Linked DNA regions of Homo sapiens: region 1 is linked to region 2. Evidence: read pairs that join two places in POLR2A ChIA-PET (ENCODE). Cell type or tissue: A673. All regions are shown on one strand. Links, peaks and the distances in the headings refer to the core of each region. The heading gives the core; the rest is flanking DNA. Region 1 overlaps COQ10B (coenzyme Q10B). Region 2 overlaps ANKRD44 (ankyrin repeat domain 44).

Evidence for each region. Peaks named below come from ENCODE experiments on the same cell type or tissue, not always from the same donor. Only the 100,000 strongest peaks of a DNase experiment are listed, where the experiment ranks them.
Region 1: POLR2A ChIA-PET joins it to region 2 with 6 read pairs; 3 of 35 experiments call an interaction of 5 or more read pairs at or near these places.

The regions. Positions count from the first base shown.
Region 1 is chr2:197,458,415-197,462,797 of GRCh38, forward strand. It overlaps COQ10B (coenzyme Q10B), which reads left to right. Exons shown (of 5, transcript NM_025147.5): 2 at 1,518-1,667; 3 at 4,125-4,317. Among named protein-coding and RNA genes, the nearest start is that of COQ10B, 7.1 kb to the left of the region's middle. In A673, for the core only: no CTCF peak of the experiment used is centred there; no DNase peak of the experiment used is centred there.
Region 2 is chr2:197,183,487-197,187,886 of GRCh38, forward strand. ANKRD44 (ankyrin repeat domain 44) reads right to left here. Exons shown (of 28, transcript NM_001195144.2): 2 at 3,537-3,620. Among named protein-coding and RNA genes, the nearest start is that of ANKRD44-AS1, 12 kb to the right of the region's middle. RefSeq lists an enhancer at 3,054-4,253. In A673, for the core only: no CTCF peak of the experiment used is centred there; a DNase peak (open chromatin) is centred at 1,955; H3K27ac peaks cover 412 bases.

The DNA.
Region 1 (4,383 bases), core at 384-4,383, 280 kb after region 2:
AAAGGAGGTCCTAATTACACCTCCCTCTTCCCTGCATCTCTTCTTCAGCACTTTTTTGAATCAATCTTCAACTAGAATATAATCTTCATAAGGCTTATGTTTGTTCTATTCACCATTATATCCTTAGTACTTAGCACAGTCTTAACTTAGAATAGGAGCTCAGTAAATATGTGGATAATTTAAATTGAATTATCCTGGCCAGCAATGACTAAATGACTAGTAGTGTCAAATAGTCAAATAGTTACGTAATAATCTTTTTTCTTTTCTCTTTTTTTTTTTTTTTTGAGACGGAGTCTCATTCTGTTACCCAGGCTAGAGTGTGGTTGCACAACTTCGGCTTACTGCAACCTCCGCCTCCCGGGTTCAAGTGATTCTCCTGCCTCAGCCTCCTGAGTAGCTGGGACTACAGGCGCCTGCCACCACACTCAGCTAATTTTTTGCATTTTTAGTAGAGATGGGGTTTCACCATGTTAGTCAGGCTGGTCTTGAATTCCTGACCTCGTGATCCACCCGCCTCGGCCTCCCAAAGTGCTGGGATTACAGGCATGAGCCACCTCACCCAGTCACTTATGTAATAATCTTATTAAGGAAAGTTGAAAATATTTAGGTGAACAAGCATATAGCAGACATTTGTACATAGAAGTACCTCAAACAATAAGTTTCTGGTTAACTAGACATGTTTTTACATATATGCATTGAAATGGAGACTGCAAGGTAAAGGAGAACGCAGCAACAGTTGGTTTTTATTTGTTTTGTTTTTGCTTTTGTTGAGATAGAGTCTCGCCCTGTCACCCAGGCTGCAGTGCCCGTGGTGTGTTCATAGCTCATTGCAACCTCGAAGTGCTGTATTCAAGCGATCCTGCTGCCTCAGATTCCTGAGTAACGGGAACTACAGGCACATGCCACCATGGCCGGCTAATTTTTAAATTTTTTTGTAGAGACAGGGTCGCTATGTTGCCCAGGCTGGTCACAAACTCCTGGCCTCAAGGGATTCTCATGCATCAGCCTCCCAAACCACTGGGATTACAGGTTTGAGCCACCATGCTTGGCATCAGTACTCACCATCTGGTAGGTGGTCCTACCAGATGTCTGCCAAGAGATTTGAGACCTAATTTTAAGTCTCACTGGAGTGGATCAAGAATTAAGAAACACCTGTGGATCCAGCTAGGAAAACAACGTGGGTAGACAACACAAATCAGAAAATAGATTTGTGTATCTAGCAAAGCTTATGGTAAGAGTAAGTTGTAACATGTGACTACAGAGTGAAAGCCAACTTTCTGGGAGAGATGCCTTTTATGCCAGAAGCTTCTAACCTAACTAAGCTGTTATTTTTGTTTTTTTTTTTTACAGTGTTTAAGAAGCTGTGCTTTTTCTGTGCCCGTGTGTGTGTATTTTTTCAGAAACATTCTGAAGTTGCAAAGCCTTACAAAGTGGATAATTACTTTATAGTTTCTATAATTTGTGCTTCCTTTTAATTTTTACTGTCACTCTAAATCAGGTGATTTTTGTCTTTTCAGATATTTAGCTTCCTGTGGTATACTGATGAGCAGAACTCTTCCACTACATACCTCAATTTTGCCTAAGGAGATATGTGCACGAACTTTCTTCAAAATCACTGCACCATTAATAAACAAAAGGAAAGAATATTCAGAGAGAAGAATTTTAGGGTTCGTATATGATAAGAATTCTACTAAAAGAGCATGTTCACAATTTTCCGTGGGGTATCGTGTTGTGCCTCTTTCTCTCTGGATTATCTTCTTACAGACTAAGCTCTCTTTTCTAGGTTGGCCTTTTTCTTTTTTTTTTTTTTTTCTTTTGAGATGGAGTCTCACACTTGAGTGCAGTGGCGCAATCTTGGCTCACTGTAACCTTCGCCTCTCAGATTCAAGAGATTCTCCTGCCTTAGCCTCCCGAGTAGCAGGCACATGCCACCATGCCTAGCTAATTTTTGTATTTTTAGTAGAAACAGGGTTTCACTGTGTTGGCCAGGCTGGTCTCAACCTCCTGACCTCATGATCCACCTGCCTTGGCCTCCCAAAGTGCTGGGATTACAGTCATGAGCCACTGCTCCTGACCTAGCCATTGCTATTTTATAAATATTTGTTGAATGAATATAATTATATGGTAACTCTTTAGTATAGACTTAAATCTTTGACATGTAAAGAAAATTATTTATGACTTACATTTTTTGTACATTGTTCTTTTCTGTATTAGCAACATTACTGATACATTGGGCCATATGTTTACATAGCTTCCTCATGTATAGATATACATAGATAAGTACATACATACTAAGGCTCCTCATCTAGAGCCTTTGGTAAACATTTTCTGTGAAGGGACAGATAGTAACTATATTAGGTTTTGTGGGCCATAGGGACTGCTCAGCTCCTTCATTGTAGTCCGAAGGCAGACATAGATAATATTTAAATAAACGGGTGTGGCCACATTCCAGTAAAACTTTATTTACAAAAACAGGCGATGGGCCAGGTGTGGCCCCTGATCTAGGGGTAAATAGAGCAGATGGTAAAGACACTACAGTTCTGCTAAACCGGAAATACACCATCCCTCCATAGGGGAATTTCTACAAATGGCTCTTAATTCCTAACTGGCCATGAAGCTTTGTGAAAGTGCATTTCGTTAATTTTACTCATTTGCTTTTGTTCTCCCTATTTTTCTGTAGTAAAAGACTTAACAGCATTGTTCACTAAGTTCACCTTTATTACTAGCTAGTCTCTGTATTAGTTAAGGTAATGCTAACAGCCCTATAGATAATACCCAAGAGTTTATTTTTTTTTCTCATGTAGAGTTCAAATGGGTGTGCCGTCTACTGTAGTCCAAGTAGTGACTCAGAAACCCAGGCTACATCCAACTTTTGACCTCTGTAATTACTTAGTCTTCAGAATGTTGATCACATTGGTCTGGAGGTGACACACAACACCTCCTCCCAGATATTACTGGCAACAGCTAATTGTGACCCCATCTAAACGCAGTGGAAATGAGGACTGGGAATTGTTGCTCCTGATGGGCAGGTACTTCCTAGCAACAGCACCACGTAAAAAGAGTGCAAATCTTTGGATAGACATCATTGTCACAGGTGTTACCTGTTAAAAAGAGAAATGGCAACTAAAAAAATACTGATTTAGTCTGTGTGTGTGTGTGTGTGTGTGTGTGTGTGTGTGTGAGGGAGGGAGAGGGAGAGGTGTACAGGGTCTCAGAGAGAGAGAGAGAGAGAGAGAGAGAGAGAGAGAGAGGTGTACAGGGTCTCACTCTATAGCCCAGGCTGTGGCATGATCTTCACTCACTGCAACCTCTGTCTCTTGGGTTCAAGCAAATCTCATGTCTCAGCCTCCCGAGTAGCTGGGATTACAAGCGTGTGCCACCACACCTGGCTAATTTTTGTATTTTTAGTAGAGACCGGGTTTTACCATGTCGGCCAGGCTGGTCTCAAACTCCTGACCTCAGGTGATCTACCCACCTCAGCTTCCCAAAGTGCTGGGATTACAGGCCACCACTCCTGGCCATACTCTCAATTTTTAAATGCTGGCTACTAAAAATTTAAAAACTACCTCTTTAGGCCGGGCGCGGTGGCTCATGCCTGTAATCCCAGCACTTTGGGAGGCCGAGGTGGGCGGATCACCAGGTCAGGAGATCGAGACCGTTCTGGCTAACACAGTGAAACCCCATCTCTATTAAAAGTACAAAAAATTAGCTGACTGTGGTGGCACGTGCCTGGAGTCCCAGCTACTCGGGAGACTGAGGCAGGAGAATCGCTTGAACCCGGGAGGTGGAGGTTGCAGTGAGCCGAGATCGTACCACTGCACTCTAGCCTGGGTAACAGAATGAGACTCCATCTCAAAAAAAAAAAAAAAAATTACCTCTTTATGTCAGATTCAACCTGTGAGATGCCAAATTGTGATCTCTGCCATATCATGTATGTGTTTATTTAGAGACCTTTTATTTTCTGTGTTGCTTTGAGGTCATTGATTCCAGAATGTGGTTTAATATATGTGCTGAATGATTTATTTATCATACACAGTAAGTTTTATACATATTCACTTTAAAGTATGCATATATTATATAACTAGATGGAGTTAACACCTCTTTTTTATTTTTATTTTTTAAAGATATTCAATGCAGGAAATGTATGATGTAGTATCGGGAGTGGAGGATTACAAGCATTTTGTTCCTTGGTGCAAAAAATCAGATGTTATATCAAAGAGATCTGGATATTGTAAAACAAGATTAGAAATTGGATTTCCACCTGTGTTGGAGCGATATACATCAGTAGTAACCTTGGTGAAACCTCATTTAGTAAAGGTAACAGTTTTGTTTTTTGTTGTTTTTAAATATTCTTCCATATATTAACTTTGTCAAATGAGTTAA
Region 2 (4,400 bases), core at 173-4,172:
CATCTGTCTATGCCTTTTCTTAACAACCACTTCTCTTAAACTACCTAATCCACCCCCAGCAAAAATAGTCACTATGACTCATCCCCAAGGGCATTGGCAAAAGAAAACCATGACAAGAGGACATGCTGGATAAGTGTGGGGTCAAATGATCTTTGTACACACCTGAAGGAGCAGAAAGGGGGAGTTAAAGGGAGAGTCTAAAGAGGGGTGAGTAGAACAAAAGGGCCTGTGGATCCCAAAAAGTGGTAACATCAACCTAAGAACTCAGGCCCTCCTTGTGTTCTTTATCCATTCATTCATTCATTCATTCAACCACTCTTGTGTTCATTTCTCTCCCTCCCTCCATCCCCTGCTTATCTGTTGCCACACACCCAACAGCCCACAAAGGCAAAGCAAATTCCTATATATCTCTCAAGCCTCAGGTTACACATCACTTTATCAGGTCCTCATGATTAACCTTCTCCCTACATAGCATCCCGGATTTTTTCTTTCAAAACTGCATCACAGTGTAATTTCTCATTTGTTGACTTCTCTGCTATGTTGTAAGCTCTATCATGGAAAGGGTGCCATCTCACTGCTGTGTCCCTAGCACTGAGCACACAGTCTCAACTCAATACATAACTATGGATGAATAAGACATCTCCCAGACAAATAAGTGGCATCACTAGAATTCTCTAAGACCAAAAATTGGTGTGGCCAAGATTGCTAACTACTCACTAAAATCCATGCCGTCTCTTTGGGGGCACACAGATACACTAATTCCTTACTCTCCCTCGTAGCTAGGTATGGCCATGGCTAAATTCTGGTCCATGGAATATAAGTGGAAGTGATGTATGCTAATTCCAAGCTGACCCATAAAAATCCTTCCATGGTGGCCGGGCGCAGTAGCTCACGCCTGTAATCTCAGCACTTTGGGAGGCCGAGGCAGGCAGATCACCTGAGGTGAGGAGTTCAAGACCAGCCTGGCCAACATGGTGAAACCCTGTCTCTACTAAAATATAAAAATTAGCTGGGCATGATGGCGGGTGCCTGTAATCCCAGCTACTTGGGAGGCTGAGACAGGAGAATCGCTTGACCCGGGAGATGGTGGTTGCAGTGAGCCGAGATCACGCCACTGCACTCCAGCCTGGGCAGCTGAGCGAGACTCCATCTCAAAAAAAAAAAAAAAAAAAAAAATCCTTCCATGCTTTTCCTCCATGCTCTTTTTCCCTTTGGGGTGGCAGGACTGCACACAACCCCTGTGGTGATCTTAGAGGCCACATGTTGCTACCTGGGATCCTGTTTGGAAAAGGACCACCCCTCTAATATGTTCATAAAGAGACCTAAACTTCATACATCATACATCCATCATACATTTAGGGGTCTATGTGTAACAGTAGTTAACCTATCTAATTCAGTGATAAGTTACAACTGAAGTTAGGCTCCCCTAACCTTTACCAGCTAGCAACTGTTTTGTCACTTTCCCAAAAAGAAATGAAGGCCATTCAGGGGCCAGTACAAACTTTTTTGGTATGTATGACAGAACAAAAGTTCCATTTGCTCATGATCATTAGGAAAATATAGTAACCATGGCTTGGGCTTCCCTGGGCTTGGGCCACAGCCACAAAACAGGCTGGGTGGATTCCCGTGATGTCAGAACACTGGAAAGGGAGCTTGCTGGCCTGGCCTTGGCTCAGAAGCACAGGTCGCAACCCGCAGGCCCTGGACAAATGCCCAACTGCCTTCTGGAGTAGCCTGTCCCTGGCCTCATCTGTGCTTACCTTGCAAAAATGTCACAAACCATTGTCCTGTTGTGCTTAGTGCCAGCTGGGGAGAAGCTGCCAAAAGCTTTTGCAAAAGCCACACCAACCTGCACTGCCATGGAACAATGGCTACACCAAATGACTCGCCTTCTGAATAAAGCATTCAGCCGACCAGACAGACGTAATCCACCTCCCTGTGGCAAAGCTCCTCTTACACTGAAGATGTAGTTGACAACTTCTGTTTCTACTTAACACTAGAGACTTTAAAGAGAACTCCTCTCCCTGGTGGACTTCAGTATTTCACAATTGAATTACATTAAGAGAATTAGTAGCATGTACTGTACATAATTGCTTGTTCAACTCAAATCTAGGAAACTACTAAAAGGGTAAATCATTGACTAAATCATTTTACCTTTCTTTATTGAAGGTTTGTTTTTTTGTGTCAGGACCTTCCAGATACAGTGATTCTTAATCTTTTGGGAGTCAGATACCTTTTTAAGAACTTGATGAAATAGTTTGATTCATTTCACACAAAATATGTATATAGTGCACATATCTACTGCCTGTGACTTCAGAGGGCACACAGGATGCCTAGTTCACCCACTGATCCCAGACCCAGAGTCATGAACCTTTTAGGGCAAGGGTCAGCAAACTTTCCCTAAAAAAACAGATAGTAAATATCTTTGGCTTTGTGAGCCACTTATAGTCTGTTTCACAACTACCCAATTCTGCTGTTGCAGTGCAAAAGTAGCCACAGATAATACATAAATGAATGAGTATGGCCGTGTTCCAACAAAACTGTATTTATGAACACCAAATTTGAATTTCAGGTCATTTTCATGTGTCACAAAATATTATTCTTCTCTTGATTTTTTTCTCAACACTTGAAAAATAAAAACCATTTTTAGCAGGAGGCCTGCAGAAAAAAATGTATGATGTACCATAGGTTGCCAACCACTGCTGCAGGGCATGGGTTCCAGGGGTTCATCACCTTGGAAAAAAAATTGCACCTCTATTATCACTGACTTCTGATTGGAATTTAGCATTTCCTTCCACTATGAATGTAGGCCATAAACCACAGTAGCAACATCAGTAACTGTAATGCTGTCACCAGCAGAAATCACAGGTATGTTCATATAACATTAGAGTTGTTGCACACAACTCAAAATACTGATTATGCTCATCACTATATTTAAATTATGCTCACTCTTAGATCTTCTGCTGTATCTGGTTATTTAACCAGATTTTTTTTTTGAGGTAGGGTCTTACTCTGTCAACCAGGCTAGAGTGCAGTGGCGTGATCAAAGTTCACTGCAGCCTCGAACTCCTGGGCTCAGGCAATCCTCCCACCTGTGCCTCCATCACTATGCCCGGCTAATTTTTCTTTTTTTTTTTTTTTTTTTTTTTTTTTTTTTTTTTAGAGACAGAGTTTCACCATGTTGCCCAGGTCTCAAACTCCTGGGCTCAAGTGATCTGCCCAACTCAGCCTCCCAAAATTCTGGGATTATAGGCATGAACCACTGCGCCCAGCCTAAATGTGTTATTTTTTTTAAAAGCACATATATTACCATATTACAAAGTATATTTTTAATATTTGGGTAACTGTATCTCAATAACTGATTTCCATTGTAACCCTAGATATTTTATTTCTTATATAGGGTTTAAGAACAGTGTCCTGAGAAACAGTCTGGAGCTTTCACCAGATATCAAGAGTCCATGGTATATAAAAGGTTAAGAGTCCTTTCCTGCTCCAGGCTAACAGGGCCTGAGTAGCAAAACCACAGTATCTCTTACCAGAGTATTCACATCTTCAGTTTTATGGATGAGCATCCGGATCTCCTCTGGATCACCGCTGAAGATTGCCTGAACCAATGGTGGCTGCAAACACAAGAGAATGGGAATCAGAACTAAAATTAATACATCTGATCACATACAGATGCAGATGGTGAGAAGATTTGTTCCTTAAAAGTTTATTGAACCATTATCAGTTGGCAGACAAAGATGAATAAGACTCAGACCAACCCTTACAAGAAGTCCAGTGGGGGAGATATTTACATAAAGAAATAACTATTATACAATCTGAAAGCCAGGCCAGATAGTCTCTAACCTGAACTATGAACTACAGTGAATGTACCATGAACACCACCCATCACTGAAACTTTGATAGGCCCTTAAATCCCTGACAAGGAAACTACTAAATCTGTGGTTTTGTGCATACAATCCCTGTTATGAATTGAATTGTATCCCCACCAACATTGATATGTTGCAAGCCCTAACCCCCAAAGCGACTGTATTTGGAGACAGGGCCTTTAAGGAGATAATTCAGATTAAAAGAGGTCGTAAGGGTGTGGCCCTGATCCAATAGGACCGGTGTCTTCATAAGAAGAGGAAGAGACACCAGAGCTCACGTTCTCATTCTCTCTCTCTCTCTCTCTCTCTCTCTCTCTCTCCCTCTTCTTCTCCCTCTCTCTCTTTCTTCTCTCTCACACAGGAGGAAAGGCCATGTGAAGACACAGTGAAAACGTGGCCGTTGGTAAGCCAGGAAGAGAGGCCTCACCAGAAACTAACCCTGATTTTGGACTTCCAACCTCCAGAACTGGGAGAACAAAAATTTCTGTTGCTTAAGCCATCCAGTCTATAGTATTTTGTTATGGCAGC